Regions from separate parts of the Homo sapiens genome. Here region 2 is linked to region 1. Evidence: chromatin loops called from intact Hi-C (ENCODE). Cell type or tissue: Calu3. All regions are shown on one strand. Each heading gives the region's core, and the rest is flanking DNA. Links, peaks and the distances in the headings are about the cores only.

Region 1 (15,445 bases), core at 3,163-11,162:
AAGAGTAGATGAGGAATTGGCCAGGCAGAGAAAATGAGAATGAAGAACGATTTGAATAACATTTAGGATCTTGAAAAGATAGAGACTGACGCCTGACTAGCTGTGTACAAACAGAAGAGCTGGATAGATGATTGTAACATTAGTCAACACAGGGAGCAAACGAATTTTTGTTATTGGGGATCGAAATGGTGAGATGGAATAGATTCACTTTTATACCAATGGATTTTGAGCTATAAATTTGGCACAAGAGATAGAATAGAGGTAGAGACACAGCTTTAAGAGCCATTAGTATATAAGTGGTATTTAAAGCCAGAGAGTAGAAGAGATGACTAAGGAGCTACAGAAAAGAGTGGATGATGGAACCCTGGAGAGATAAATGCGAATTTTCAGGAAGATGATGGAGACTTGGAGGAAAGGAAAAAGAAAAAAATGATGTCACAACATCTAAAAAAGGTCAAAGATAGGAGGATTAACAGCTTCAAATATGCAAAAAGGCTATGAATAATGATTGAACATGTTCATGCTGTTAAGTCTCATAGAAGTCAGCGGAGAGCTTTGCAAAAGTCATTCCTGTAGTGTTGAGAGGAAGCACCAAAATTCCATGTTTTCAGAAATCAATAGATGTTGAAACATTGGAATCAGTCAATATACCAAATCCTTTGAATAATTTTAGCTATTAAAAGAAGAGACCAGATCGCAATTAAAATAAACACATGCACATCATGAGTGATTTTTTTAAAGATGTGAAATAAGCTTGTAATATAAAGAAAAACCAGAGGTGATGGAAAGTAGAGACATGGGAAGCAAAATGAATAACTGATGGACTGAGCGATTTCCAGAGCATAATCAGGTATCATAATTGCAATTTATGATTGACAGGTGGAGAAAACTCTCTAAGATAGGATAGAGGGTGGTAAGAATGGGTCATGTAGATCTATTTGGAAGTGAGCAGATAAGGATATGACAAACTGAGTGAATTTACAGTCCCTGTTTTCTCTATAATAGATTAGGTGAGGATTAATGTTTAAGAAAGAATTGGGTAGCAGGATTGCATAGGGAATGGGAAGGACTTTGGCTGATGTTTATAACAATAAACCTACAGTATCCAATCAACATGGCCTGAAATTAGCCACTCTAATTTGAGAGTCAAATAAATATTCTAAGAGAGGACATAAGGCAATTATTTTTATTTTAGCATGTCTTCTTTACATTTGATATTCTTTCATACTTTGAGAGGATAGTTATTCAACATGTATTATGTACTTAGTGTTCTATTAGTTCCTGGACACATATATATATATATATATATTTTTAAGCACACTTTCACAGGCACTCTACAATATCATTAGTTTCACAAATATCACTTTCACAGGGATTCTACAATATCATTAGTTTCATAAATATCACTTTTGATGGTGTATTGTCCTTCATCAACACTCCTGGTAATATCCATAGTCACTTCAAGATAATGCAAAGCACCCAAATCTTTGTTAGAACAAAACACAAAATGTGTTTTAAAGTGTCATCTCAGCATCCAGTTTCTTGACTTATTTATTTTGGAATAATCAGAGCTCCCTCTCCGCCACAGTGACTGAGGTGGTGATGAAACCCTGACACAATGTAATACTCTGTACTCATGTAGAACCTTTGTTTTTGGATTTAGAGTGCCAGTGTATCTCCTTGGAAGAAATGTGGGGCCAGATTCATTATGCAGTGACTTTCATGATAATGGAGTAGCTACTCCACACTCTGGAATGAACATGACTTGGATAAGTAGGTGAAATAAGGGTGTCTTTAATAGTAGAAGCTCAAATAAGGCAGACAATGCTAGCCACAGCATCCCAAATCAAAGTGAGGGTGTGAGTCTTCCAGGCAATTAGACTACAGATCTCCATTCTGGAAACAACAAAGATCATGGTGAAAAATGAGTCATGGTGGATGGGTAGCACCAGTTCTCAGGAGAGCCCCTTAGCTTGTGGGTTGTTTCTAAGTCATCAAGGTACTTAGTTTTCACAGGTGCATAAATGCATTGTGTGTGGCCCTGGGGGCTGGCACCACTTACCCCTAAATTCCACAGTGACATTAAATATGTACTCCCCGGGGACTGTGGGTGAGCTTAGGGTAGTGGTATCAATAAGCCTGTCTCATTTCTCCTGGTAGCAAGAAAAGATGATTTTCCTAGGTTAAGCATGCCACTCAGTGATCCTAGAACTTACACAGTGGCTGGCCTCTCTGTGACACCTTTTAGTTCTCCTTTGCTCTCTTGGCAACCATAAAGCAGAGTGTGTGCAGGGACCTAGGGCTGGGTCCTGGTTTTATGTAGCATCCATGAGTAAGGGAGGACAAGACATGAAGCTGGATGGTAAAAACATAATGGGGAATTCCAAGTGGTACTTTCATCCTTATCCAAAGGCCTTTGGGTTAAAAGACATGAGTAGCTTCTAGTTTCTGGTGCAGTTTAAGTAGAATGCTCCTTATGTAGAACTAAATCCAGTGCTGCGTGTGTCCACAGCATCCCTTGGAACTGGTAAGACACCACACAGGCTGTGTTCTGGGGCATGGGGTAGACAAACTTGTCTGGAAGAGGACAATCTCACTCAGCTTCCTGGCAAACTCAAGGTAAGGACACTGTTCACTTGGGGTTCCCCTGGCCATCCCAGTTTCCTTTTCCAACAGCAAATGTCCCTGGAAGTGGCTACTTTGCCATCCTGATTCTGAGAGGAGGGGATATGTGAAGACCCACAATCCGGAGTCTCAGGCGAAAGAGTAATTCTCTTTTTAACACTATCCTCCAGATGGGTGCCTTGCCTCTCTCCTTCCCACAGGCTGCCATCCTTTCCCTTCAACATTGCATCATGCCTTCCTACCAGCCCCTGATGCCTGCCCTTGTAGAATCCTTGCAGGACCCAGGATTCAAGTTATGGACAGTCTCCAAATCCAGGGCCTGCAGCCCCACAAAAGCCCAGAGAGTAAAAAGCAAAGTGCCAGCTTCTTACCGAGGGAGACTTTCTGCCCTCACAGGGTCATTCCCCATGCTAGATCCTCCTGGGCTGGTGTCCTATATGCCCCTTCTTTGTGCACTTGACCTTGCCCTGTTTCCCTAATGTGCTGTGTTCATGCTGTGTTCTGTCTCAGACTCCCTCTGCCTGGATCATGCAGGCTCCTCTGTGCTGAAGATAAGCAACACTACTTTGTAAATTGGTGCTAAGCTGAGCTGCCCTTTCCCAGGCTATATTTGACCCCTTTCAGGTTAGCGCCTTCCCTAGAGAAAGCTAACTAAGTGTTTTGACTTAAAAGATCTCCTGCTGGGTCACAGGCCAAATAGTAGTGAGTAAAAGTAAGCAAAAGCTAGTGAATAGTGTTAAAAAGATTTTTCAACTATTCTGCTTAATTGTGTTTAAAAGGTCTGGCAGTTCTTTCCCCACAAGAATCTGTAAAGTGAATGAACCACCCATTAGTGGTCAGTTGCTGTGGGCAGGGGTTGGGGGAGCTGTTTCACTGCATCAAATACGTAGGCCAAGGGCAGATGCTCTAAAAACGTGAAATACAATAGAATAAAATAAATTTGTATAAATAGAATTATAAAAATATGTAACTCTAAAAAATGAAAATAAATATATACATAAAATAATATGTGTACATACATAAATAAAAAGTCAACCACTTTTCAGCACACACAACTGAAAGTACTATTTGAGTCTAAAAGGCCGCTGTGAAACCTTTGGCAGAGTAAAGAAAACTTGTTTAAAATTCCTGGTAGAAACACTTAAAAATATGTTGGAAACTAGAGGACAAGGAGAAGATCTAAGTTAAGGAAGAAGAAGACAGTTGCATTGCAGATCCCGAGTTACGGGCTGTGGGCTTTCTCTTGCAGCATGGAGGGCCCTTCTCCCGGATGGTGCTGTGAGTGTCCACATGGTTCACCGCTGGGGAGCCCATTCTGTTGAAAGAATCCATATCTGTCAGGATTGCTCGGTGGCCCTACTCACAAGGTATCTTTTCCCCAAAGTTTCCAGGTCTACTTGATTTCACGTCAAAGTGGCATTGCTTCTGTGGGGTGCCTTCTGACACCAACAAGCAAGTCCCCATCCCTCCAGGCACCAACTGAATATCCAACGATGTGTTCAATCTGGACACTACCCAGAATACACATCAAACTCCACAGGTTGAAGGGCTCCATTCCCAGATGTCTGACTCTGTTTCACATGCTAGTCACAAGTACCTGGCCACTCACACTTCTGAATGACTGACTATATATCGGGATTCCCATAATCCCTTGCTCAGTTTTGATCATTTACTAGAGTGTCTCACAAAACTCAGAAAGACATTTTACTGATTTATGAAAAAGGATACAGATAAACAGGTATATAGGGTAAGGTCCAGAAAAGACCTGGGCACAAGAGCTTCTGTCCTTGTGGAGTTGGGGTGGCCCACTCTCCTAGCAAGTAACTGTGTTCACCTATTTGAAAGCTCTTCAAATCTTGTTATTCAGTAATTTTGATAGTTTAATCGCCAGCCTTCTGCTCCTTCCTGGAGGTAAATGGGTGGGGCTGAAACTTCTGGCTCATTCTGGTGACCAGCCTTATCCTGAGGCAATTTAGGGGCCCAACTCTGAGTCACACTATTAGTATAAATTATAACATCACACCTCAGGTGTGATCCAAAGGGGAACCTTAGGAATAATTAGACTTTCCTGTCACTCAGGAAATTCCAAGGGTTGTAGGAGATCTGTACCAAGAACCCTGGACAAAGACCAAATATATTTCTTTTTATGCCCCAGCATCTATAGTGCCTTCTTGCAGAGCATGGTGTGAGGGTGGGCAGAGGGACAGGCTTCCTGGGCAATAGCCAAATCCTATGCCTTACCATGCTTGGACAAGCAGTGTCCGGGGCACACTTGTAGAAATGGGAACACTGATCAGATCAAGATTATTTATTATAAGTAAATTGGAGAGTGACATGCTATAAGCATGATCTTGCTTCTTAAATTTTAACCATAAGTACCTGCTTTAATAAACAAAAAGGTAACGGTCAGCTTTTAGTAAGGCCGGCAGCCTCCATGGTTATATCATTCTTTTCAGGCCTTTCATAAAGATAAACTTGAAAAAATCAGTTTGCTAAGGAGGCAGCATTAAAAGTTTTTTAAATGCCACTTCAAAACTTCAGTTGTTAAGCTTTTAAAACTGCAGGCATAATTAATAAGAAAATGTAAGGACATTCTATTTTATAAGATTTTAAGATATGTTCCTCAGACAAAAGCTTCCTGAAGTATAAAAAATACACATATTCACTTTGGAATGCTTCTAGCCTCACGTCAAGGTTGTTTGATTTCTAGAAGTTTCCTGTCATTAACAATAAAACACTGAATCCTTCTAAGAGGGGTTACTGAAGGAGTTCTTAAGGTATTGGGTCTTAATTTGATTGTGTTTTCTATTGCAGAACATACTCAAGGTCAAGCTCCTGTTAATAGGTTTTAAAATCTCTTCTACCCACTTAACTCTGAAACATTAGCCTGAATGACTACACTCCTTAAGAATATTTGCATCGGTTTACTATGGCTAACTGGATTCTTCTTTGCTCTGAACAAAAGACCTGAGACAGTCCTGTAGGCGCTCCTCATGCAGGCAGCTTTGGCTGTCCTCCGATACAGAGACTTGCCTCTCTCCAAAAGCAACTGCAGCAAAAACCTTGCTGAGAGGAGTCTTGTGGGTAGGAGAAAGTGGGGCAGAATGTCACTGGTTATGATTTAGGAGTGATGTAAAGGAAAGGAACTGTAGATAAAATGTGTGGGGCTTTCTGGAACAGGCTCTCCCTGCTTTCTCTCCCTGAACTGGAGGAGGTGATCCTGAGATGTTGACTCCCAGCCCCTGACCCTGTGTTTAAAATCCTACAGGTGTCCCACGTTGCTGAGAGAAAACAGGACACAAGCTCCCGGGCACACGCTTAGCAGATGTGGAGCCAGGACGAGGTGCTGGGCTGCCCATAACGCTACACACACTTTTGACAGAAAAAGAGTGCCTTTCTATTTTAAATTTAAAGGTGTGCCAGCCTAACACACAGCCTCATCTTGGCCTCTGCGCCCTGCATGCAGTTCACAAAGCCCACTGTTGGCCACAGGCACAGTATCCTCAAATGTTAAAATGGCCTGAATGACTAAAAATAAATATATTCTCTAAAACTGGAACATGGAAAGTGTGTGGGAGGCAGTTTGCCCTTGAAGATTTTGTGGAAGGACTTTAGGGGATGTGGGCAGCAAGCCACCCAGGCACGGAGGCAAGAGACAGAGGACATGAGCTGTTCCAATATAATAAAATATAAAACAAGAATAGTTATACCAGATATAGATCTTAGATATGATTATGTATGAATATCATTAATCATTAGTTTGTAGCAATTACTTTTTATTCCAATATTATGATAATCCTCGCTCTATAATCATAGCCTAGGAAAAACCAGGCCATACAGAGATAGGAGCTGAGGGGACATAGTGAGGTGTGACCAGAAGACAAGAGTGCAAGCCTTCTGTTATGCCCAGACAGGGCCACCAGAGGGCTCCTTGGTCTAGTGATGACGCCAAAGTCTGGGAAGACGCCCGTTACCAGGCGGATCGTAGTCCAGCGGTAGCAAAAGGTGTCAAGGAACAACACGCGCTACTTAGTAGACGGGGAAGGTGGGGGGGGTCTCCCTTTCCCCGGGGGAGTTTAGAGAAGACTCTGCTCCTCCACCTCTTGTGGAGGGCCTGACATCAGTCAGGCTCACCCGCAGTTATCTGGAGGCCTAACCGTCTCCCTGTGATGCTGTGCTTCAGTGGTCACACTCCTAGTCTGCCTTCATGTTCCATCCTGTACACTTGGCTCTGCCTTCTAGATAGCAGTAGTAAATTAGTGAAAATACTAATAGTCCCTGATATGCAGAAATAATGGCATAAGCTGTCTTTCTCTCTGTCTCCTCTCCCTCTCTGCCTCGGTTGCCAGGCAGGGAAGGGCCCCCTGTCCAGTGGACACGTGACCGACGTAACCTTACCTATCATTGGAGGTGACTCACATTCTTTACCCTGCCCCTTCTGCCTTGTATCCAATAAATAACAGCGCAGCCAGACATTCGAGGCCACTACCGGTCTCCGTGCATTGGTGGTAGTGGTCCCCTGGGCCCAGCTGCCTTTTCTCTTATCTCTTTGCCTTGTGTCTTTATTTCTACACTCTCTCGTCACGGCACACAGAGAGAGACCCCCCGAACCTGTGGGGCTGGTCCCTACAAGGGGATTTTAGAGATTGGTTTTGAAGATGACAAAGACTTCTTCACTGACTTGTGTGACAACAGCATCCTAGACTCAAGGTCAGCAAATGTAAAAGAGGGAAAACGAAATCTAATCTGTACTGACTTGAACCATTAGAAATGACCAGCTTTGTAGATCGAAGACAGTCAAATATTGGCAATTTCACATGGCTCGGCTCATCAGAAGAGTGATTTAGGTTATAGATTATAGTGATGTAGGCCAGACCAAAAATGAGGAACATCTCAGTCAAACCCAGCACTGTGAGGTGTTGGCAGGAAATGAGAATGTTCCTGGGGGCAGTGGAGACAGGCTGGGCTCCTCCCCAGACAGTTTTTGTTTCAGGAAGAGTGGCAGAAAAGAGAAAACTTACTAAAGCTCTGAGGGATATGATTTTCAGGAAATTCTCCCTCTAAGTGCTGTGTAATGTCCCTGGGGTTACAGCTATTTGGAAACTGAGGATTTACCTTCAATCTTTAACAAGCAATCGAATTTAGCATGGGAATTCACCCTGATTTGGAAGTGATGATTTGGAAGTGATAAGAAGGTTCCAATGTAAGTGTTTGTTTGTTTTTTCTGAGATGGAGTCTCGCTGTGTCCCCCAGGCTGGAGTGCAGTGGTGCCATCTCTGCTCACTGCAAGCTCCGCCTCCCGGGTTCATGCCATTCTCCCGCCTCAGCCTCCCAGGTAGCTAGGACTACAGGCGCCCGCCACTACGCCCAGCTAATTTTGTGTGTGTGTGTTTTTTTTTTTTTTGAGACGGAGTCTCGCTCTGTCGTCCAGGACAGACTGCAGTGGTGCTATCTCGGCTCACTGCAAGCTCCGCCTCCCGGGTTCATGCCATTCTCCTGCCTCAGCCTCCTGAGTAACTGGGACTACAGGCGACCACCACCACGCCCGGGTAATTTTTTGTATTTTTAGTAGAGACGGGGTTTCACCGTGTTAGCCAGGATGGTCTCGATCTCCTGACCTCGTGATCTGCCTGCCTCGGCCTCCCAAAGTGCTGGGATTACAGGCGTGAGCCACCGCACCTGGCCAAGTGTTTGTTTGTTTGTTTGTTTTCCTTTGGGGTAACTGCATATGGAAAGGTGACATTTCTGATTGCATCTCTACCAAACAAGTTCAGGTGGCTGCCATCCCCACACTTGAGGGGCCCATGCTGTGCTGCCAGTGGGCCAGTGAGCTTCTACATGCCCACAAATGAGAAAATAAGCAGACCAGTTCTGCAGCAGCTGCCGGCCTGCTGGGTACTGAGAAGACCCGTTAAGTAGGGTCCCACAGTAGGATTCTATTTTACTCATTATAAATTCATAGTACGTGGGGCTTACTGTGCTTTCATGCTGATGCTAGCTGTCTGTTGGTCAGAGCTTTTTAACTCTGCTCCATTGCCTTCGTGGTGCAGCCTAACTGCAGGCCACTGCTTGTTATGACAGGGTTTTCTGTTTGTTTGTTTTTAAAGCAAAACGCAGCCTCAGTAACTACAAAGTAAGTTTTTAAACCAGCCTATTCTTGCATGTGTCATGGTTATCAGTTAAATGTCGTTTCTTTTCTTTCAGAAGCTAGTTATTGACTTTACAAATCTTAGAAAATATTTACTAATGAAACCAGTATAAACAGTGCCGTAAGGGTTTGAAGCGTCCTTCAGTATTCATTTCACCTTCTGGCATGAGGGTCCAATCATTCACTCTAAAATCAGATGGCCAAGGTGTAAACCCGGGTGAAGCACTTTATAGCTCTAAGCCTCAGTTTTCTCATAAGTCAATGGGAATAATAATATGTACTTAAATAAATATTTGATAAAAGTGATATGAGAGTGGGGTAGGGAAGTGCTGGGTAGAGAAAGGTGGGTCCCTGGCTAAGACTCCACCCTCGGGCCAGTGCCCACAGACCTAGATGAGGACAGGCACTTCTGCTTTCACACCCAAATGTTGCATTTTCCAAGACTACCTTGGCCCGCCATGCCCCTATCCTGGGCCTGTAAAAACCCGAGACCCTAGCAGGCAGACACACAAGCGGCTGGACATCAAGAGGACATTGAGGGGAGCATGCCAGTGGAAGAGCACACAGACAGACGCCAGCAGGCCATCAACCAGCAGAACTATATGGAGTTTGGCTGGGGCAGTTGGAGGATAGCCGAGGTCAACGAGCAGCCTGACTCCAGGGGAAACCCATCTCCCTTCTGGCTTCCCCATCTGCTGAGAGCTACTTCCACTCAATAAAACCTTGCACTCATTTTCTAAGGCCACGTGTGATCTGATTCTTCTGGTACATGAAGGCAAGCACCCAGGATACAGAAAGCCCACTGTCCTTATGACAAGGTAGAGGGTCTAATTGAGCTGGTTAACACAAGCCACCTATAAACAGCTAAACTAAAAGAGTGCCATGTAACACACGCCCACTGGGGCTTCAGGAGCTGTAAACATCCACCCCTAGACACCGCCATGTGGTTAGAGCCCCACAGCCTGCCTGTCTGTATGCTCCCCTAGAGGTTTGAGCAGCGGGGCACTGAAGAAGTGAGCCACTCTCCCTGTCACATGCCCTGCGAGGGGGACAAGGGAACCTTTCCCGTTTCAAGGGTACTAAATGATAGACTTCAATAAACAGCACTCAGTAAATGCTAGCTATCATTACCACTATTATAATCATTATTGCTATTATTAATCCTGATTCCAAAAGAACTTCCCTATAAATTCCAGTTTATATATTGCTGTGGAATCTCAGCTAAGTGGATTCTTTTTCACAGTACAGTACCATCAGAGGTGGGTGACTAGTAATTGTGACAGTGACTTACTCCCACTAACATTATGTGGGCAGCAGCAATGCACGGAGGACAGAATAAAACATCTCACTGTCTCCAGAACCTTTCAACTAACACTAAAACAATTCATCTGTCCACCAAGTGTTATTACATAGTGTTTGATTTTGGTCTCTGGTATTTTTAATTTTTAATGGTAAAGAATTCTGCTAATAATGTGATTTCACTATCTTGCGCTTTTTGTTTGGTATAGTTTCCTTGCTAGAATCCATAGCGATGAAAACCTCTAACCTCAAGAGTAGAAATAGAAACAAAGAGAAATAATTTTCCTTGGTCGGCTCTCTACATGGATGGCAGAACACCAGATACCTGTTTAAAAACCAGTGATGCCTCCTGAGGTCTAGCAGAAGGAAGAGAGACAGGAGGAAAGAAGACAAGCTCAGTGTCTGAATATCTCCTTTTGTTAAATCCTCCACTGTCATTTAATTATGATCAAACTAGCTGGCATTAAACTTCAAAATAAAGCAGAATCACACAGCTTCTTTAATTTGGCACTTAGATGCTCCAGGGACCGCACAACTCTGACGTCCGCAGAGCTGGTAAGCCTGCGCCATGCCTTGCTGGCTTTTCCTGTGACCTGTAGCGTTTCTATTGTGCTTCCTGACCTCCAGGTCTGTAATCCAGGTGCCCTCCTTTGTCTCTGTTCTGACCAGCTCAGCCCCTAAGCCTCAGTGAGACAGTGGGGACTAAAGGCATCTAAAACTGAAGCTGCTTTCAGTAGTTGATCATCTTACCTACTTCACTGAACTTGATTTATTTTAGCAGAATCTGTCTTCATTTTTTTCTACTCAGCATGAAGCATTTGAATTTCACCCCTCACCTCTTTCAGTCCTATTTTTTAATATATTTCCTGATTATTATAATGCTTATCATCCATTGCTTTTTGACAAGGTGACTCTTGAACCATCCCCAGTGGAAAGGAGCGTGGTCCCTATTTTAGAAATCCCTGGAGTCAAGGCTATTTGAGGAGCCCTTTCAAGAGACTAAAAAGTTGTCCCACTAGGAAAAAAAATTTTTCTCCAGTCTGAGTTCTGAATACTTTAAATGCTACTGATTATTCCTCCAAATTGAGAGCTTCTCCTGCATATTTGAAATATATTAGTTCATTCAACAAATAATGAGCGATCACAGCAAACAATTTAGTCCTGGAATTCAGCTTCCAATTGTTTTCCTTTTCTGCCCAAATTTCAATATCTTAATTAGAGTTGCCAGAGTTACCAAATAAAAATACTGGAATGCCCAGTTAAATTTGATTTTCAAATAAACATCAAATAAAAGTGAAGTAGAAGTATGTCCCGTGCAGTATTTGGAATATATTGCTATTAAACAATTATCTAAATGTATCACTTTAACTGATCATCCTGTGTTTTACCAGGCAACCTGTAATATTTTTGATCACCTTAAAACCAAATTTGAATGTTTTTCCAGACTAAACCTTAATCCACATTTACATCAAGAAATAATTTTTGTTTGAACCACTTTCACCTTCCCACTAACCCAGATTTAAAATTGTTTTCTTGCTAGTTCTTTAATTATTTCTCACCTGGAACTTAAAAACAACAGATATCTTTTTGTTTTTTACAAACTGACTTATGAATGTGATTCAGCATAGAAAAGACAAATTCATCCTGTTCATTTAAAATATGTTCAGTCTTTGAGTATCTGCCTTCAATTCCTGTTGGTTTCTAACTTGACCTTTTTCTAGTTGTGTGGGGTAAATAGCAGAAGTACGTAACAGTGAAAAATGAATAGAGGAAAATGTGAAGTTAAATGTAAGGCAGATTCATACAGTACTTTCATTCGTCCATCACTATTCTTCTATGAGATTCCTATGGTCTGATATAGTGAACCCAGGATCAAAGTGAGTTACTGAGCATTGATATAGTGAACCTGGGATCAAAGTGAGTTATTGAGCATCTTTGGGAAAATGCAAATTAGAGCGGGCAAACTGATTTTAGCACTTCAGATATACTAAATTAACTAGTACAATAAACTGCAGGAAAAAAAAGGTAGTTTTTCCCCCTTGGTTTATAACACTTAGTAGTAGCTTGTCATTCAACTGCACATTAGGTCATTTGCTGGGATATCTTTCTGCAGTGAATGATAAGCATAGCTAGTATTTAACCAAAGGCAAACTCATTTTCAAGAAGACAATCTTAAAACTACCGTGAAATACTTGGGAATAATGAAATAAAAATGATTTTCATAGATCTTTTATTTTATTGGAAGAAAATATCATTTAAGGAATATTTGAGAGTTGCTTCTAACACATCCACTATTTATATACAGGCACATATGTAAACAGACCGAAAGGGTCAGACATCAACAATCGCCATTTCCTCTTGACTTTGTGTGATGTCATTTAAGGTGGACCTTCTCTCTAATCTATTAGATTATAAAAAATGAACAGCATAGGCCTAGAAAATGTTGTTAAGGGTCAAGAAAGACTCAACGTTCTCATTAGCAAGAGCCTGTGAAAATATGAGAAAACTTCATCAGTGAGACACCTGGGCTACCAAGTACACAATTAGGAAGGACTTCTGTTATTGTATTTTCCTGAAAAGTTTTTGAAAAGTAGTTCATAATTTATTTTCCAGTATCTATTTTGGTCTCTTAATTAAGCGGGGAGATGCACTGGGTAGGAGAGAGCTGTCTAAACGTTTTCTTCAAACTCCATTTACAGCAGAGCAGCTTTTCAGAAGGCTGTTTGTGAGAACAAATACAACAGACTTTACAGTGGACAAATCTTGGTCGTGGTGTCTTTTGAAGGATGACTCAGCATAGGAAGACATTGTTAGAAAAATTGCTCCTTTCACAGTTATGGATAAGCAATTATTCTATTGAGTACATTATTAAAACAATAGCTTCATTTAATATGTTTCATAACTTACTGGAAAATTTTCCTTTAAAAAGCAACTCTATTGTTAAGGGATGAGTTTTCTAGGATAAAAGTTTTACTCCTGCTAAGGCAGTAACAAATAAAGAATCCAAGGACAACAAATCTGAACACAAACAGAAAAAGTATTGCACACTTATCTACATTTTTTCAATGTCATTGTGTGACTCCATGCCTCAATCATCTTAGCAGATGAATTCTTTTTGAAGAGACTGGATTGTGTGACCTGATTTGAGTATTAGTCTCTATGTTTAATAGCTGTTACTACCAGAAATGTCTCAACTCAAAGCAAAATATTGCATATTTTCATGTAGCCTGATTTCAATTTAATTTAATACAAGAACTGCATGCTTGCAGCGGGGGCTAGTACTATACCAGGTAGGGAAAATAGAGGTTGTAAGAGAGCGGAGATGACAGCACTACATGGAAGAAGATATACAGAGGTAATTAATGAGTATAATTAAATTGCAACATGCTCTAGGGCACAGGGAGAAATTATGATATTATTGCCCATAGCTCCTATTATATCATATTTGAGGAGAGTAAATCCTCAGATGATCCTTAAAGGAAGACTTACAGTCATCAGAAAGCACTTTAGAAAGGTGATTTAGGAGGGAAGATCAGGTGGTGAGGCTGGGGAAGAGTTGTTCACCATCTTCCATATTGGATGAGTGCTAAGTTGCTGCAATGAGCTCTTCAAAGTCAGGGACCTAACTTCTTCTCCTTTAGCCCAGTGCCTGACATCAGTAGGTGCACAATATGTATTTTTTTATACGAATGCATGGTGTAATCTGGGCCCCATTTCTATGAAGAGGACTGTTTAAAAGTTCATTCCTTTGAGTCAAGTCTTTGGCAACTTCAAGATATCCTTCTAAAATAAAGGCAGGACATCCTTTTGATTCTTCTCAGCATTCCATGTTTGATTGGGTATTAGTCTGCTTGCATATCTCTGGTAGAGCATAGGAAGAAAGGGGCAGGCTGTGGTTTCATGTTTTGCTGTATGCTTTTCTCATCTTCACAAAAAAACCTTGTAATACAGGCATTTTAATCTCCATTTTACAAATCAGAAATTAGTGGCTCAGAGATGTTAAATAAGTTGCCCATGACCATGGAGCTAGTAAATGATAAATCCAGGGAGTGATCATAAGCCTGTTTTGGCAGCTGTTATGCTTTTACTTTTTCCGTACTGCCTAGCACAAACCTGGCCTAGAGAGAGGTCTGGATGGGTATTTGAAAATCCCGTTGGTTGAGAATAGTCTAAAAGAGAATCGCAAGGTGTTTTAACCCAAAATCTGGCCATTGGTTTGCTCTCAACACCCACGTTTTGGCTGAATTAGTAGCCTACTAAAGCAGAGGGACTAGCAGAGGGCTTTGAAAGGCAAGCTCAGCTTCTTCTTCATGTTGCTTCAGGTTGGAGCTACTTGATACACATGCAAAACAAATACATTTCACCAAGGATGGCAGAAAATCTCATAGATTCTTTAGGCCCCAATGTTTCTGATGAGATGTTGGTCTCACACATACTAGGTCTCCAATCTTACACAGGGAGCATCAATGCCCCCGTTTTTCTCATATGTTAAATGGATTATAAAACAACAACACCTGAGATGATAGCTGGAATCCACCATAATAATGTATGTGATTATGCTTTATTATGTAAAGTGTTCCAGAAGTGTAAGGTGTTACTAATTACAACAAGAAATTTATCTGAACTAAATAACATCAGAATCGGGAAGCATGTCACCATATTTGTAGTTTTCTTCCAAAGAGACAGCCGAGCTTTGGGTGTCCTCTAGAAGGCCAATTCATTTTGAAAATGAGTAAGAGTTTTCCAGGCAGAAATGATCAACTCTTAACTTTCATCTAGAAGAGACTGAAAATACATATTCAGTAGTACTGAAGAGAAAAAAATTTTATTCAGGCCCTTCCCTTTTATAGACCCAAAAACTACCAAGCCGTTTCAATACCACTGGCTTCAAACTAACATTACACCAAGGTGTAAGGATTTTATTACATTGCTTTGAGTCGACATTTTCATCTGTATCTCAAAAATCCCTAATTCCATTTCTTCTCTAGACTCTCAAATGCACCCTGCAGCAGGCATGTGACCACCCACAGAGCTTTTGTTTATTACCTTGGATTTTAACTGAATTAGAATTCATGATCCTTACAGTCATTGAGGATCTTTTGGCAAGTCGATGTAAAATGCATTTAGATAATGACTGTGCTGTTCTGATGTTGGTTAGCTATTCATATAAGATGCAATTATTGTGTTTACTTCTTCATGCGATGAAAACCATTAATGGCAGCATCCAGTCATTAAGATAGGATATTACAGAAATTTTGAGATTATTTTCTGTTGCTGTTTTTTCATTCAGGTTTTAACACTCAGGGGAAAATGGAGCAGTGCTATTGATTCCTCCTCTTACAGGAGTCACCATAAACAAGTTCAAATTCCAAT
Region 2 (15,445 bases), core at 4,609-12,608, 360 kb after region 1:
GAAAGAGAATACAGGAGACATGGCAGCGTTGAGGAGAAGCTGCATGTTCTAAAGAGAGAATCGATCATCAGCACGCACTGCAGAAAGTGTAATAGGAAAGATACTGCAAGTAAGGAACACATGGTCAGCATTTAGATGTACTGAACCATTTTATTCCTTAAGTGGGGGAGTACTGAAGAAAATATGATAAAATATTCACACAAGTTATACTCTGGATGGTTCACTTGTGGATATATTATGTTGTATGCTTCCTGTACTTCCTATGTGTCTAGAAATATGCAATGTGTCGTTATTAAAATTTAGTAGAAATTTAAAGTGAGAAAATTCAGCTCCTGATTAAGTTGGGCAATTAAAAGAGCTTAGCTACCTTATTAAACGTCTCTCTGCAGTAGTAGTAGGCACACATCTCAGGTCACATTGGATGGAAGGAACACGCTGGGGAGGAGGTGAGGACCAAGAAGACAGTCTATTCCTCTAGAAAGTCTGGAAGTGCAGGAATGACTGCAATTAGAGTAGTTGCCTGAGGTGGCAACAGGATTGAAGGAAGAGTTTTTAAAATGTTTAGCATGGGTCACCGGTTTGTGGACTCATAACAGAAAAAGAGAGATTTAAGATTTAGGAAGAGGCACAGGAATAGTCACTGATGAGTCCTGGAAAACATAAGCCTTATTCAGGTTAATAATTATAAGCCACTTGGGAAATTTTTAAGTGCAGTATTCAAATTATCAGTTACTACTGAGCAACGGTTCAAATCTAAACACCAGTTTTCCTGGACACAGAATGTGTCTTAAATAGAGATTTCCTATCCAAGCTTTACAAGGGCAAACTCCACAAAACTCACTCTCAGAAAATGCCCAACTTGCCCTAGGGGTGGACCGGTGAGAGCACCTTATTGTTTCCCAAATCTCAAAGAGCCAGGGAGATAGCAGGCAGCAGGCTGATGCTATGTGCAGTAGTGATTGATTGCTGTTTAGTAAACCCTTCTGTAAATACAGACATCCAAATTTCTAATAATCTCAGAAAACAGATAAGCAAAATGGATCTTTAAGACCTCTTTCAACTGTAATTTCATCAACATGTAAATTTTTATTAAATCTAAGATACAGTAAAAAGAGTCTAGTTTTAATAATTAGTTTAATTGGTTTCAAATTGTTTGTATGTTTGGCATAAAATTTTCAACTCAACAAATGGAAGGAAGCTAGATATAGCTTAGCATCCAGAGAACATTAGCTTTATCTTAGCTTTTTCTGCATTATCAATGACAAACATTTTTGAACATCAACTATACGTATATGAAGCACTGATCTAGGCATAGCAAGGATTAAGATAATAATACATCTGCATTCTAGGAATTCACATGCCAGCAGAGGAGACAAGCAGATGCAAAGCCATCTCAATAAGAGCAGAATGTGGGCTGAGTGTGGAACTAGTTTGGTAAAATTTTAAAATGGAAATTTTGTACTCATTTTACATTTTGCCCCAATAACAAATAGGTAATTTTAGATATAGAAGTGAGGAAAAAGTAAGAATACATGGGCTACCTGTAAATCTGCATATCATCCTTGAGATGAGAAAGCTTCAAAAGGCAATGGCATTTGCAGGGGCCGAAGTGCACCAGACTCAAAACCTGGACCTGAATTTGTGATTCGTGTCCCACTCTGCCACTTTCTACCCTGTGTAAGCTTAGCAAGGAAATTTAATCTCTCCAAGTCCCTGCTTCCTCATCTGTAAAATGTGGCTAGTGATTCCTACCTCAAAGCTATGCTAAAGATGAAATGAGATAATGCATTTTGAAACTGTCTTACAAATGTAAAGCTTTATATAAATGTTAGTTACACATACACATGAAGGGAGTCATAAAAAGAAGAATGTTGTTAAATATTGAATAACCTAAATACATCTGCAGAGAATATGTATCCTACGTGTAATGTAAATACTCTCAGGAATAAAATATTCATTAGTTTAATAAAAGCAATGAAATCTATGCCCTAGTATTCCTCCTCATTAGTAACCCCAGAAATGATACATGACTTTTGATTTGATATGATTCCATATAGGAGATAGTATGTTTAATCATCTACATTTTAAATTTCAGTTTTAGATTATTAGGATGGGGGAAAGGGTTTTTTTTTCAAATATGTTTCACATTTTTATAAACCTAGACATAGCCAATAAAACTACAAAGCTTCTAGCAAAGAAAACACATTTTCCGCTATGAGATCATAAAAATAAAATATTGATTACACTGGGTAGTATTTTAAATTAACTCACAGTGCTAGATTTAATCACATTTTATGATTATATGAATTACTGTTTCTCTTTGCTTGCTTTTTTTTTTCTCACTAAAGACTACACGTTTTAAAGTTTCTATCTATCATTTCTGCACAGAAGCCACAATTAGTTTACTTGTATTTTAAGTGAACTCCACCTCCTGTGCCTAAGAAAGATAACAGTATATCAAACCAATAAGCCACAGTGGTAGAGTCAACAGAAAATTCAAACCAGAATGGGTCAAACATGAAGGGATACATGGAGGACAGTTGTGTGGATCTGGCTATGGGTTCTGATTTATAATAATGGCTTACTCATTTCTGCAATGTACTAAATAGGCTTATGGCTTTTCATGGTTGAAATGAAAGGATTTGTTACATATTACTTGGAAAATGTAAAACATCTAGAAAGAGTATTAGGAATGCATACATTTGCTTTCTAGATCATAAAACCAACATAAATAATTTAGGCCAGACTGGAAAACTGTAACTCACTGTTCCCTAGCAAGGCCCATTGCTTATCCATATTTGATGGAACGTACATATTTAATGAAAGAGGAACAGTATTCCATTGCACACTGAAATGAAATGCTGGTTGTTCTGTAATTAAAGGGAAAGGAGAAAACACCAGGTTTGCTTTTCACAATTCAGCTTCCAGGTGGTGACTCTTGCCTGAGGGAGAGGCCTGCCATTTTCTCCTGCCTCAGTTCTTTCCATTTCCTCTTAAAGCTGAGAGGCAGAGGGCAGGAACCGTGTTCGCTTGCTCACAGTCTTTCTTTAAACAGAACTCTCTGCAGATATTTAAAGCCCATTCCAGATGTGTTTGCCTCACTACCCCAGGGAGATTAAAGAAGAGGCCCAGAGGACTTTTTAATCTATGGGCCAGTTTTGTATACTTTCGTAGAAGGCTTTGGCCTATATCTGAGACAGAACTGGGCAAGGCTTTGCAGTGCCGGGATGTGAAAGGAAAGAAGAGCACATTTCATCCAGACTACTCATTTCTGTATTCGCATAGAGAGAGACACACTGAGATCATGCATTTTGCCTGAGTTTGAACACAGAGAGAAGAGATGCACAGGGAGAAGCCTGAGAAACAAAGCAAAGAACAAGGAACATTGCTTTGTGGCTTGCTCATGCTCAGAATTTAACTGTCCAACATGTAGCCCTCTGGGTAAAAATGCCTATGTAGCCAGAAAGATCCCACAAACCTACAAAACCCCTAAAAAGTCATATGTCAAGGCTTGATGAATCATTTATACCTTGACATGTATTAACATAAGGCTGCTTGCTGTGTTTTAGGAGAAATGAGCTACAGAACAGATGAGTCTTTCTGGGAAAACTTACACAGATCCAGGGCAAGGAATAATACTCCAAAAAGAACAATCAGTGATCACAGTATATATTGGCTGGTATCCCAGTACTTACAGATCCGTACTGGGGACACAGGCCCTAGGAATGTGGGGTGGAAGGAGCTCTGATTGAAGGGGTCACAGAGTAAAACTTTAGAACCAACTCAATATACGTTTATTTCATACATAATGGCCTTCCTGTTACAATGCAGGCTATCAAATCAATATGTCTAAATGATTCAAGAGTAATGCAGACTGGAATATTGGATTGCAGAGGGCAAACCTAGAGCTATTAGGATGAGAGAGAGAGAGAGAGAGAGGGAGAGATATTTCTCTCTGTGGGTACCTAGGAGAGGAAAAGAAAGGAGATACATTGAAGAGAAATATCACCTTCTCAGAATCTTGCCTAAAGTCAACCATGTCACTACATTCAGAGTAAGTACAGTCATTGCTATTTATTTGTTTATTTTTTGAGAAACAGAGCCACCCTACCATTTTCAGATTCCTTTTCAGAGAGACAGAGGTGTAGGGACTGTTGAATGGGCAGGCTCATGGGCAGGCTCAGCGAAATAACAGAAGGGAACTCAAATCTCAGGCACAACTCTGTGGCCAGAAGCATTAAGATCTCTTTCTTTTTAAAATATAAAGATTGAGTCATCCACTCCCTAAAAGGGATAAGGGGGAGGATTTGGCTATGTAATTGGCACATTGCCACATTAGCTCATATGGTAGATGAACAGAACTATATGCTTTGATTCCTAGCAATGTTCATGGCTTAATGCCAACTTCAAAACTTTAAAAATGCTATTCTACTGTCCATAAGAGGAAATTTGGGAGACCAGTAAGGAATTGATTTTCTCGGGATATTTCCAGTGAAAACTCAGTTGAAAGGAGACGAGAAGAAACAAAATAATTATTTGTGAATGTCTTTAATTGACACAAAAACAGAAGACATCAAATTCAATCAGCAATCAACTCCTAGCCAATGAATGCATTTACTAAATTATCCGTAATACATTTATCCTCAAGATGAGGGCCTGGAAAAACAAGCATTCTAATTTGCTTCACCATTAGATTTGACATTTGGGCTCAAAGTTGTCTTTTAAAAGGTACAGAATACTAACCTACACAGATATTGAGTTTTCTGTGTAATTTCTGTCTTAGTTTCTTTGAAGCCTTTTCCTCTGCCTCCCTCTACTGATTCAAATGCAGCAAAGCAGAAGAAACCCAAGTAACTGGTTTGGCTAAAAGTTTAAATTGGAAGAAGAAAAAATACAGGGAACTCCAGGCTCCTCACGCTAAATGGCAAGGTAACTTGCTCGTCAGTCCTATATTTCTCTTAGTTTGGGCATTATCTTTATCTTCTGTTTTGTGCATTTTTTTTTTAGAATACCAATAATGAGATCTTTAGAAGTAGTGTAGAATAAATTGGGAATATCCAGTCAAGATACTACAGTAGAGCAACTATGATCAGCACTGGTCAAGCTTTTCGGAGACAGAGCTGGCTCTTCAGAACTGGGTGGTTTTTCCTAGGAATGCAGGAAACGTGATGCCTATGCCCCTCTAAAAGATCAAGGGAACGCAGAGAAGAGACGACACAATGTCAGGAAATCGTGGCCCCTGCTTTCTGCCAAGCTCCTCAAGATAAGGACAAATCTTACAGGAACAGAAGAAGCTGAACTACATGCCAATCACATTCAACAAGTTCCTATCAAATGTCTGAGCTACAAGTTGACAGAAAGGAAAAATGGAACACAAAAGCACTTGCATTATGCACTCATATTACATGTGAAGTGTGTGAGTGAGAGGACGGGTGAAAATGTCCACTTTAAATGACACTAGGAAGGCTTCACTAAAGACATGTTTACAAGCTCTCAATTATAAGCACCTTAAAAGGATGGGTTTCCCAGCACAGAATCAGAGATTACAGTGGCATCATGGAGATAAGGGTGGAGGTCTACAGCAAAACAAGACGGAAAAGCTTGCTAGGGGTAGAGATGTTGATAGCATCAAATAATATTTCAGTGTTATTTAATTACAGTTATCATGTGCCATGGCTTTACACATTAACTTTGTTTATAAACTGTGATAGTCTTCAAATTATTCAAGGGCATTCCGTGTTATACGTCCTGCCATACTGTCATTGAGAAACACCATGATTCTGATTTTTAGTACACTTTCACATTTACTTACGCACCATTTATCTGTCATATATATTGTACAGAGGCTTTCCTAAGCCTTCAGAAACAAATTAAAAGTGACCTTTACTACCAAGACATTCAGTCTAGCAGAGAAGTCACAAATATATTTCATTAATAGCAATACTATGTAATAAGATAGAAGATAAAAAGTAAACACAGTGGATATGAAAACACACAGAAGAGAAAACACAGGTGGAGAGGGAACAGCGGGGAAAAACACAGGGAGTTTCCCTAGATGAGGGACACATGAGCTACCCATCTGCCATAAGGTGCCCAGGAAAGACCTGAAGACATGAGTGAGACTTTATAGACTAGTCTCCAAGTCAGCCTCCAAGAATGGCAATAATTATAAGTTCAATAGTTCTGAATCTCACAGGATGCTAAGATCAGTATCTTCCATTGTTTCTGCATTCCTTTATCAAGTAAAATCTCATTGAGTGCTTACATGGAGCACTTTTTTTTTTTTAACTCTTTTAGGTCTCTTGAACACAGCAGGAAAACTGGAGAGTCAAGGTTATTACCCTCCAGGAGCTTCCAGCTGGGAGACAGGGAACAAACTAGTGGCTTACTGACCAGGGAGTTTGGCTTACAATAAGCCCTAGAAAATAGGGTGACATGTTAAAAGGTGAAAGGGACAGGGTGAGGGGAGCATGCAGAAGCTGGTCACAGACAGCTTCTTTGAGGCACTGATACGTGAGTTCAGAACTGAACATGAAGAAGGAGCAGGCAAGTAAAAAGTTGAGGTGGGACGGGAGGCATCCCCTGCAAAAGGTATGGCCAGGACAAGCACTGAGCCTGAAGGAGAGAAGGAAGGTCAGTGGGTGGAATGCATGGATTGTGGGGAGGTGCATCAGGAGAGATTGGAAAAGTAAGCAGGGCCAGAGGGGGATAAGGAGTTTGGGGTGTATTTTAAGTGCAGTGGAAGTGATTGAAGGAAGTTAATAAGTAGGAGACGACAAAGCCTGATTTACCTCTGAAGACAGCCACACTGGCTGGTGATAAGTGGAGAATGGACAGTCGGAGGAGAGGGCAAGAGTGAAAGCAGAGACCGGATCTGAGGCCGCTCGGGAGCTCCGGCTAAAGACAATGGTGGCTTAGACTAGAGAGATGACAGAGATGGAGAAAGTGAGGTCACAGAAGAGCAATATGGTGCAGATATGAGAGACAGAATGATTTTCAGTTGATTCCTGGGTATTTGGGAGATAACCTGGAGGGATAGTGGTATCTTTTACTGACCTTTGGTATTTTTTTTGAAAATTGATTCAAAAGGGATGATTAGAGAGTTAAAGTTTGACAGGAGGAAGGTGGGCAGCTTCTTATAGGCCAATGTGGTAACACAAGGAAATGTGTCTGTACAGGACCGGAGAGAGACCAGCAAATTCACAAAATTCTATGGGACCCACCCTCTGACAGCACTGTTTGTTCCCAGAGCATGGGATGGGCCTCCTTCTGCTCTCCCTGAGTCTGAGCTTGCGGTCTTCTTGGTGGCTTATGAAGGGAACACGCTGCTCCACCTGTTTCTAAGTGGGGCTGAGCAAAGGGGAAACAGTTCTTTAAAAGAGAGGGCTGGCCGGGCGCGGTGTGTCATGCTTGTAATCCCAGCACTTTGGGAGGCCAAGGCGGGCTGATCACGAGGTCCAGGAGATCGAGACCATCCTGGCTAACATGGTGAAATCCCATCTCTACTAAAAGAAAAAAAAAAAGAAAATTAGCTGAGCGTGGTGGTGCGTGCCTGTCATCCCAGCTACTCGGGAGGCTGAGGCAGGAGAATCTCTTGAACCCGAGATGCAGAGGTTTCGGTGAGTCGAGATCGCACCACTGCACTCCAGCCTGGTGACAGAGCGAGACTCCGTCCAAAAAAAAAAAAGTTGGGGGGGAGCTTACGCTTTTCATTAAATGTATACTTAAAATTTTAAAAATAGAAAACGATGGGCCAGGTGCGGTGGCTCATGCCCGTAATCCCAGCACTTTTGGAGGCCGAGGCGGGAGGATCATGAGGTCAGGAGATCCAGACCACGGTGAAACCCCGTCTCTATTAAAAATACAAAAAATTAGCCAGGCGTGGTGGCAGGCGCCTGTAGTCCCAGATACTCGGGAAGCTGAGGCAGGAAGATTGGCGTGAACCCGGGAGGTGGAGCTTGCGGTGAGCCGAGATCGCACCACTGCACTCCAGCCTGGGCGACAGAGCGAGACTCCGTCTCAAAAAAATAAATAAATAAATAAATAAAATAAAATAAAAAACTATGGATTTACAATCTTTTAAAACCTAGAGATCTGCTAGGCCTTCTAACTCATTTTTTTATAAATGAGAAAATACAGACCAAGAGACAATAAGTGATTTGCTAAATTCATACTGTGTTGCTGTTACTAAGAGAGCTTGTGGCCTTATCTGACAGTTGATGCTGAAGTATTTTCTTCATACCTCTGAGTCTCTCAAGTCAATTTCAAGTAGTGCTCAAGACTTTGCTAATCTACAAAGCCAGATCACATGATTTGAGACAGAATGGGAAAAACCTTCTTTTCCTTTATACACCCAACGATGCCAACCTGGGGTAGTTGTTTGTGATGGCCTTGCTTTCATTAAAAATAGACTATACAAAAGCTAAGCAATAAAATTTAAAATAAATATAATAAAATTATGTCAAGATTTAAACTTATCTTCACATAATTAAGTGGAACCACCCAGGACCTTTGATTTAGTAAACAGTAGTAAAATATTTTATCTTTCCCAAATCTTAACCTGTTTTCATTAATTATGTGGGTTCACCAGCAGAGGGCGACGTGATACCTTTTTTCTTTTTTGCCCCCTCCCCCAACAAACAATTTAAAACAAGTGGCTAGAAAATCAGAATCCCCTTGATTACATCCTATTGATAATTCACTATTCATAGGAGCAATTAGGGATTCTCTTAATGTCAGCAGAGTATACTTGTTCATTCTTTGGGGTAAGGATATGAGACTGGGTGATCTGGAGGACTTGCTGAGAGCTGGTAGGAATTTGAAGCTGTTTCCATGAATGTTTCTGCTGTGTGAGTTAACGAACTCGAGCTAGCATGGCAAGGTCATGTTATTTAATGTGAAAATTCTTACAAATAATGTTTCACAATTAACATTAAAAAGCTTGTTTTTGAAAAGGATCTGATTTTTGTTTCACAGACTAAAACTGGGAGTTTCATCTTCAATCAAGCTGGAAGACCCAAGACTATTATTTTGTTTGATATTTGGTCAAAGCAAATTAGTTAAATAAATTTTATCTGCTTCCAGCCTACGTTTAATTGGTAAATTTGAACTTTTTGAATGCAGTGTGTATTCGTATTGTCTCTTTGAAGAGTAAACTATTGTAAATCTGTAAGTGATCTTACTTCCTGAACTCTATTTTGTTTCTCAAGGCATTTAATGGTGATTAACAACTTCATATGTCTAATTTATTTTATTTAGGGAAACGTTGTGGTCTTCAAATTTTAATGAAAGTTTTATGTTCTATATGATGTTGTGTTGATGGATATTTGACATTATGCCTTCGCTAAAACCCATAAAACTGTACAACAAAAAGAGTAAACCCTAAGGTGACTTGTAGACTTTAGTTAATAATGTATCAATATCAGTTTATTAATTCAGACAAATGTACCACACTAAGGCAAGTTAATAACAGGGGAAAATGGGAATGTTCTCTACAATCTGCTTAATTTTTCTGTAAACCCAGTACTGCTCTACAGAGAAAGGAGGAACTAGAATGAGATTCCTATATCCTCCTTCTCCCTCCAAGGGAGGGAGAGACTGGTAGTTCCTGCCCACTCTTCCTGGGCAGAGCCTTTGCAGCATGGAGGCTTAGAGAATTTGCAGTCTGCTGCTGATTGTGTTTTAGTCAGTATTTCTGATTTAGGAGGTTGGTGGGGAGGCCCTAGAATTTGCATTCCTAACAAGTTCTGAGGTGATGTTTCAAATATGTCCAGGCAAAAAAGACCCCTCACAGAGATTTCTACAATATGGCATGTGAGTGAAGCCACACATATCTCAAACTTCAAGCCTAAAAACAAAAGACAGAAACCCAAACACCAGAGTGAACAAAGAACGTCTCAGAATGTCTGTGGGGACCAGTGATGCAAGGGATTGACATCTCCCTCTTCTCTTCATCTTGGCACTTCAGAAATCTCCCCAGCTTCGACACCGCCCTGGGGATGGGGCAGGACCTCTCATTGTTAAGCTATTGTCACTGCAGGCTAATGGGGACTTCAAATAGAACTAAGGTACAATTCCAGAAAAAAAAAATCTATTTGTGGCCGGGTGCAGTGGGACACGCCTATAATCCCAGCACTTTGGGAGGCCGAGGTGGGTGGATCATCTGAGGTCAGGAGTTCAAGACGACCCTGGCCAACATGGTGAAACCCTGTCTCTACTAAAATACGAAAATTAGCTGGGCATGATGGCAGGTGCCTGTAATCCCAGCAACTCGAGAGGCTGAGAAGGGAGAATCTATTGAACCCAGGAGATGGTGGTTGCCGTAGCCAAGATGGTGCCACTGCACCCGAGCCTGGGTGGCTGAGTGAGACTCCGTCTCAAAAAAAAAAAAAAAATCTATTTGTTACACACACATAAATTAAAGTTTTTTTAAAACTCTTTGTTCACCAAAATTAAGATGCAAAAAAAGTCATGACAGGCCAAAACAGAAATTCAGTCTTCGTAGGTTTGTGATATATTGGGCTTTTCATGTTTAAATAAATTCATTTGTGTTCAAGCATAAAGATGGGTACAATAATTGTCTACAAAGTGATATTTATCAATTTCAATACCGAAATTGGTCAGGGACAATGACAAGAACTTCATGATATAAACAAAAAGGCCCTGGATAGTTTTTGCTAGTCCCTTTTTTTATAGGTTGTTCTTATGCAGAGGGTTTTTATTATCACATCCTTATAAATAGTTGTATGCTATTCCTCAAGACAAGAGTCCACTTACTTCCATTCCGACAATGCTAGCTAACATAATTCATTAGCCAGAACTGTTCAATTTTATCACTATAGCAGAGAAAAAAAATGGTTATATTAATAATTTTAAGCCAGCATTTCTAAACATATAAGGATGTTTCTGGTGCATGCCTTATATGCAAAACTCATAATCCTCACAAAACTTTACAGGTGGGACACAGTAAAAACTAAAGCTTGAAGTTCTATTTAAACATTTGCAGATGGATTTTATGTTGCTCTATTCAAATTGATGTGAATACATTTTTTCTACTGTCTATTTATTTCCTGGTGGGGCTAGACATGTTTCTCTGTCAAAAGTAAATTGTCTTCTCTAGCTTCAGATTTCTTATATCAGGAGTATTCTATGAATGTAGTGACAAATTTTACAGAGAAAGTGACAAAAGAGATTTGTAAGACCCTGCCCATCATTATTCAGGATCTCCATTGTCCTTTCAGCTTCAGCCATCAGAGAAAGTTGAATGAACAAACGATACCCCCAGACAACCTTACCAAGTCATCTGTAGACTTACAGTCAAGTTTTAGTGCAGTTCACCCTAATTCACAACCAACAGGTATGGGCAGCTTTTCCCATGAATAAACTATAAGAACCCCTGTACAAACTTCAGCCCAGAGACCTGGGAGCAGCATCAGTGTATGATGCTCTTGAACCTCATGCTCTTGAACCATCAAATATCTTGTCAGGTACTGTTAAAGACAAGAAGAAAAAAAATTGCAGTTAAAGCTCCACGGAATTAACCACTGGGTTCATATTTCTCAGTTAAAAGCATATGACACAGCCATTTCCCGGGTTCCCAGGCCTCTGGGATATATATATACTCTCTGAGTATTTTTAAGAAGCAGATGACAGCATGAAAGAGAAAAATTCCCAAGACTTTCCCACACTCTAGATATGAGTGAGCTTTTGCTACAACATTTGGATCAGGGTGTAGAGTGCAGGAGCCAGTGGCATTCTCTGTTGTGGCATTCTCCTCCTTCTTTTCCAGCTGTCTTGTACCCTCACTGCTAGTGTCATATTCTAATTGTTCATTATCAGGGATGGAAACTTTAATATACCTTTTTTAATTCTGATGCTTGGTTTCTAAGGCTAATTCCCAATATTTTGACACTTGACTCACAGGAAGAAAACACAAGTAAGCTTGGAGACCCAGAGAACGTGCCACACTGTGGGTTGCTTGGGAACTCACATGGAGGCTATGATGAGGGAAAAATAAGAGAGAGGCTGAGGGGTGTATTTTGTGGCACCTTGATTCTTGTCTTTATCTGCATTAAGATGGTCACATACACCCCTATTCTTCACCATTTTTATTGCATCTGGAAAATTGAAAACAAAAACAACATATCAATTTTTTCTGATGCTATTCCCAAACTTCACTGAAATCAGACCTCTTCTCAGAGAGAGTTCTGACCTGTGCCCAGAAATTTTGAAAAAAATCCATTAAATGTTATTTTTTGCACTTTTAATGTGTCTCCAATCAAGCTCTTTACTCCATTGAGCATTTTGATTGTGTGACGTTTTTGACTTCCAACTATAAGCTTTCCTTTAATAAAAAATACTGGGTTGCAAGAAAACAGCTTTAAAAAGATGTGTATGGAGGTCTCTAAAGCTTTGTGGTTTCTATAATAACAAACATAATTCATTCAGTTCCCACTGCATAGCAACCTCTGTACTAAGGACTATATGTTTACTATCTAATTCAATCTTCAAAACATTATTTTGAAGTAAGATGATGAAACTGGGGCTGAAAGAGACTAAATAATGTACCCTAGGTTAAGGCATTGGTCAGTGGGAATAGGACCTATCTACGAGATACTAAATATCATTGATGCTAGAGACATATCTAAGATTTGTCTTTTTGTTAAGAAGACACATACCTACACTCTAAGCATCACTTTATCTATTGTAAAATTAGATTGTGAATGCAGACATTATTGCTTCAGCTCAGAAGTCAACAAAAACCTCTGTTGTAGGTATGAACACTATCTTCTGTGAAGTAGCTTACTTTCTGTGAAATTGGGTAGACTACGCAATATTGCCATAGTCTGACGGAAACATTAATAGCCCTCCCTGAGCAGTCTTTATGGGCCACTATTAATTATGTGAGTTGCTGGGTACAGTTATACTCAAGAGCAATTGCCTTACTATTGCAATGCACAAGTAAATAAGTTCCATTTCTTAAACTGACATCCTCTGTAATCTTGCCCCTTCTTTCCTCAAGCCTCATGTATCTCTTCTAAAGCTAAGTTGTACTTTACCGTTTGGCAAATTTTTTAGGTTAAGAATCAGATAGCAAATATCTTGGACTTGGTGGGTCATAGATCTCTGTTGCAATTTTTCACCTTTGCAGTTGTAACATCAAAGCAGCTATAGGTAATACATAAACAAATGAGCATCACTGTTTTCAGTAAAACTGTATTTGCAAACATATGCAGGGGGCTGGATTTGATCTGTACACTAGTAGTTTGCCAACTCCAGTTCTAAATATACATTAAATGACCTTAGATGAATTAAAACTTATAAAACACAGAACAGAGCCAGATACACAGTAGTTCTATATAAGTTAACAAAATAAAATAAACATAAAACAAAAACAGATATATGCAATTCTCTAAATATATCATGCTCTCTTCTGTTCCCTTGTTTTTGCCCATGTAACTCCTTTTTCCTATAATTTTCTCTCCTCTTGTACTTGAACACCTTTATGACCCTCAAGATTCTACTTGATGTTGACCTACAACTTCAAGACACCCCTCTGTTCTATATTCCTAGTTTGGGTTGATATGCCTGCCCATCCACTCTCACAGTACCTTGTACCTGCCCGAAAGACAGTCCTCCCAATTTGGTATGGAAATTCTTGCCCTGATGTGATATTTGGCTCTCTATCAGACAGCAAGCTCAGTGAAGGCAAGGAGTTTGCCCTTCCACTCAAGTTCCTCAATTTTTTTTAACAGGCAATGCTTACTAATTGTTTTTTTGAAAATCACTGAATGAATAAAATTTTTTGAATGAATAAACTCATTTTTTTTCAGAGGCAAAAGTAACTAAATGTATTATCTAAATGAAAAGTTATAAGTCTTTTCTTCCAATTTATTGTCATTTATTGCTGAGATCAGCTCGGTCATGGAGACCCTAACCCAGCGGCGCTAGAGGAATTAAAGACACATACACACAGAAATATAGAGTGTGGAGTGGAAAGTCAGGAGGCTGACAGCCTTCAGAGCTGAGAGCCACAAATGGAGTTTTACCCACGTATTTATTGACAGCAAGCCAGTGATAAGCATTGTTTCTATATATTATAGATTAACTAAAAGCATTCCTTATGGGAAACAAAGGGATGGGCTGAAACAAAGGGATGGGCCCTGGCTAGTTATCTGTAGCAGGAACAAGTCCTTAAGGCACAGATCACTCATGCTATTGTTTGTAGTTTAAGAACGCCTTAATGGAGCTTGTAGTGAGCTGAGATCATGCTACTGCACTCCAGCCTGGGCGACAGAGTGAGACTCCTTCTCAAAAAAAAAAAAAAAAGAAAGAAAGAAAAAGAACACCTTAAGCAGTTTTCCACCCTGGGTAGGCCAGGTGTTCCTTGCCCTCATTCCAGTAAACCCATAACCTTCAGTGTGGCCATCATGGTCATCATGAACATGTCACAGTGCTGTAAAGATTTTGTTTATGGCCAGTTTTGGGGCCAGTTTATGGCCAGATTTGGGGGCCTGTTCCCAACATGTTCCCCCTTTTGGTTTTTGCAAGCAAAGGTGGCTTTATCATGGTGAGCTACTGCTCACGGAGTTGGGATCCACATCTGCAGACTATACAAAGACAAACAACAGAGATTAAAAGCACAATCATCATTGAAGTCACAGAGCTTCCAAGTGTTTTTATCTATTTTAATGGGTTAATAGCTGCTAATCTGTCTGCAGCTCCTTCAAGCACTCTAGTCCCTGACATTAAGGTCAGGTGTGCCTGGGATGCTTTAAATATTTGTTATTTTAATTTTGCAATATCCAAAGACAAGTTTGTAGAGTGTCCTTCTAGATGCTTTTTTATTCTTTCCCAAATTTTGATCTTATTAAGAGCTATTAATAATTTCCACAAATCCTTATGCTTAGCTCCTAGAGCGGGCCATATCATTTGAGGTTGAGGTGCCACTATACCGCCATGTTTCCAGATAATAGGAACTCTTGTCATATTTCTTACCATTTCTACCATCTAACCATTTTGTTTAGACCAGCTGAACATAGCATGGTCATGGCATGCAGACTGAGAGGTGTAATTCAAGTTAAACCTCCCCTTTGGGCACCTATCAATAATGATTCCATAGGAATCATTGTGCAGCACCTCTGCCTGTTCTGCAATACAATCTTCCCAAACAAGTATGTTCAGTTTTTCTGGCCAGGTCCAATTCTGTTTACAAATAGGTTTTTGAGGGTGGTATGCCTCAATTATTGGAGCGGATTTATTATGGTAAATACTGAGATCAGAAAGCATGTGCAACCGTGTCATAGAATGATTACATCCAGGCATTATTGCCAGCCAAAATTGATACATATACCCAATAAGTATACTTGTTCTCTGTGTCAGCCCTTATTGAAGGAATACTCACGGCAGTGGTGATCACCGCTATCATAGCTATCATTAAATTACT

What was found. A loop is a pair of places that touch in the nucleus more often than their neighbours do. Peaks named below come from ENCODE experiments on the same cell type or tissue, not always from the same donor. Only the 100,000 strongest peaks of a DNase experiment are listed, where the experiment ranks them.
Region 2: a loop joins it to region 1, with 3 times the contacts of the local background. A loop is called at or near these places in 3 of 110 quality-filtered maps.

Annotation. Positions count from the first base shown.
Region 1 is chr2:107,566,492-107,581,936 of GRCh38, forward strand. No RefSeq gene overlaps it. Among named protein-coding and RNA genes, the nearest start is that of LINC01885, 32 kb to the left of the region's middle. In Calu3, for the core only: no CTCF peak of the experiment used is centred there; a DNase peak (open chromatin) is centred at 6,570.
Region 2 is chr2:107,928,378-107,943,822 of GRCh38, forward strand. No RefSeq gene overlaps it. Among named protein-coding and RNA genes, the nearest start is that of SLC5A7, 50 kb to the right of the region's middle. In Calu3, for the core only: a CTCF peak has its summit at 8,571 (motif pointing right); a DNase peak (open chromatin) is centred at 8,594.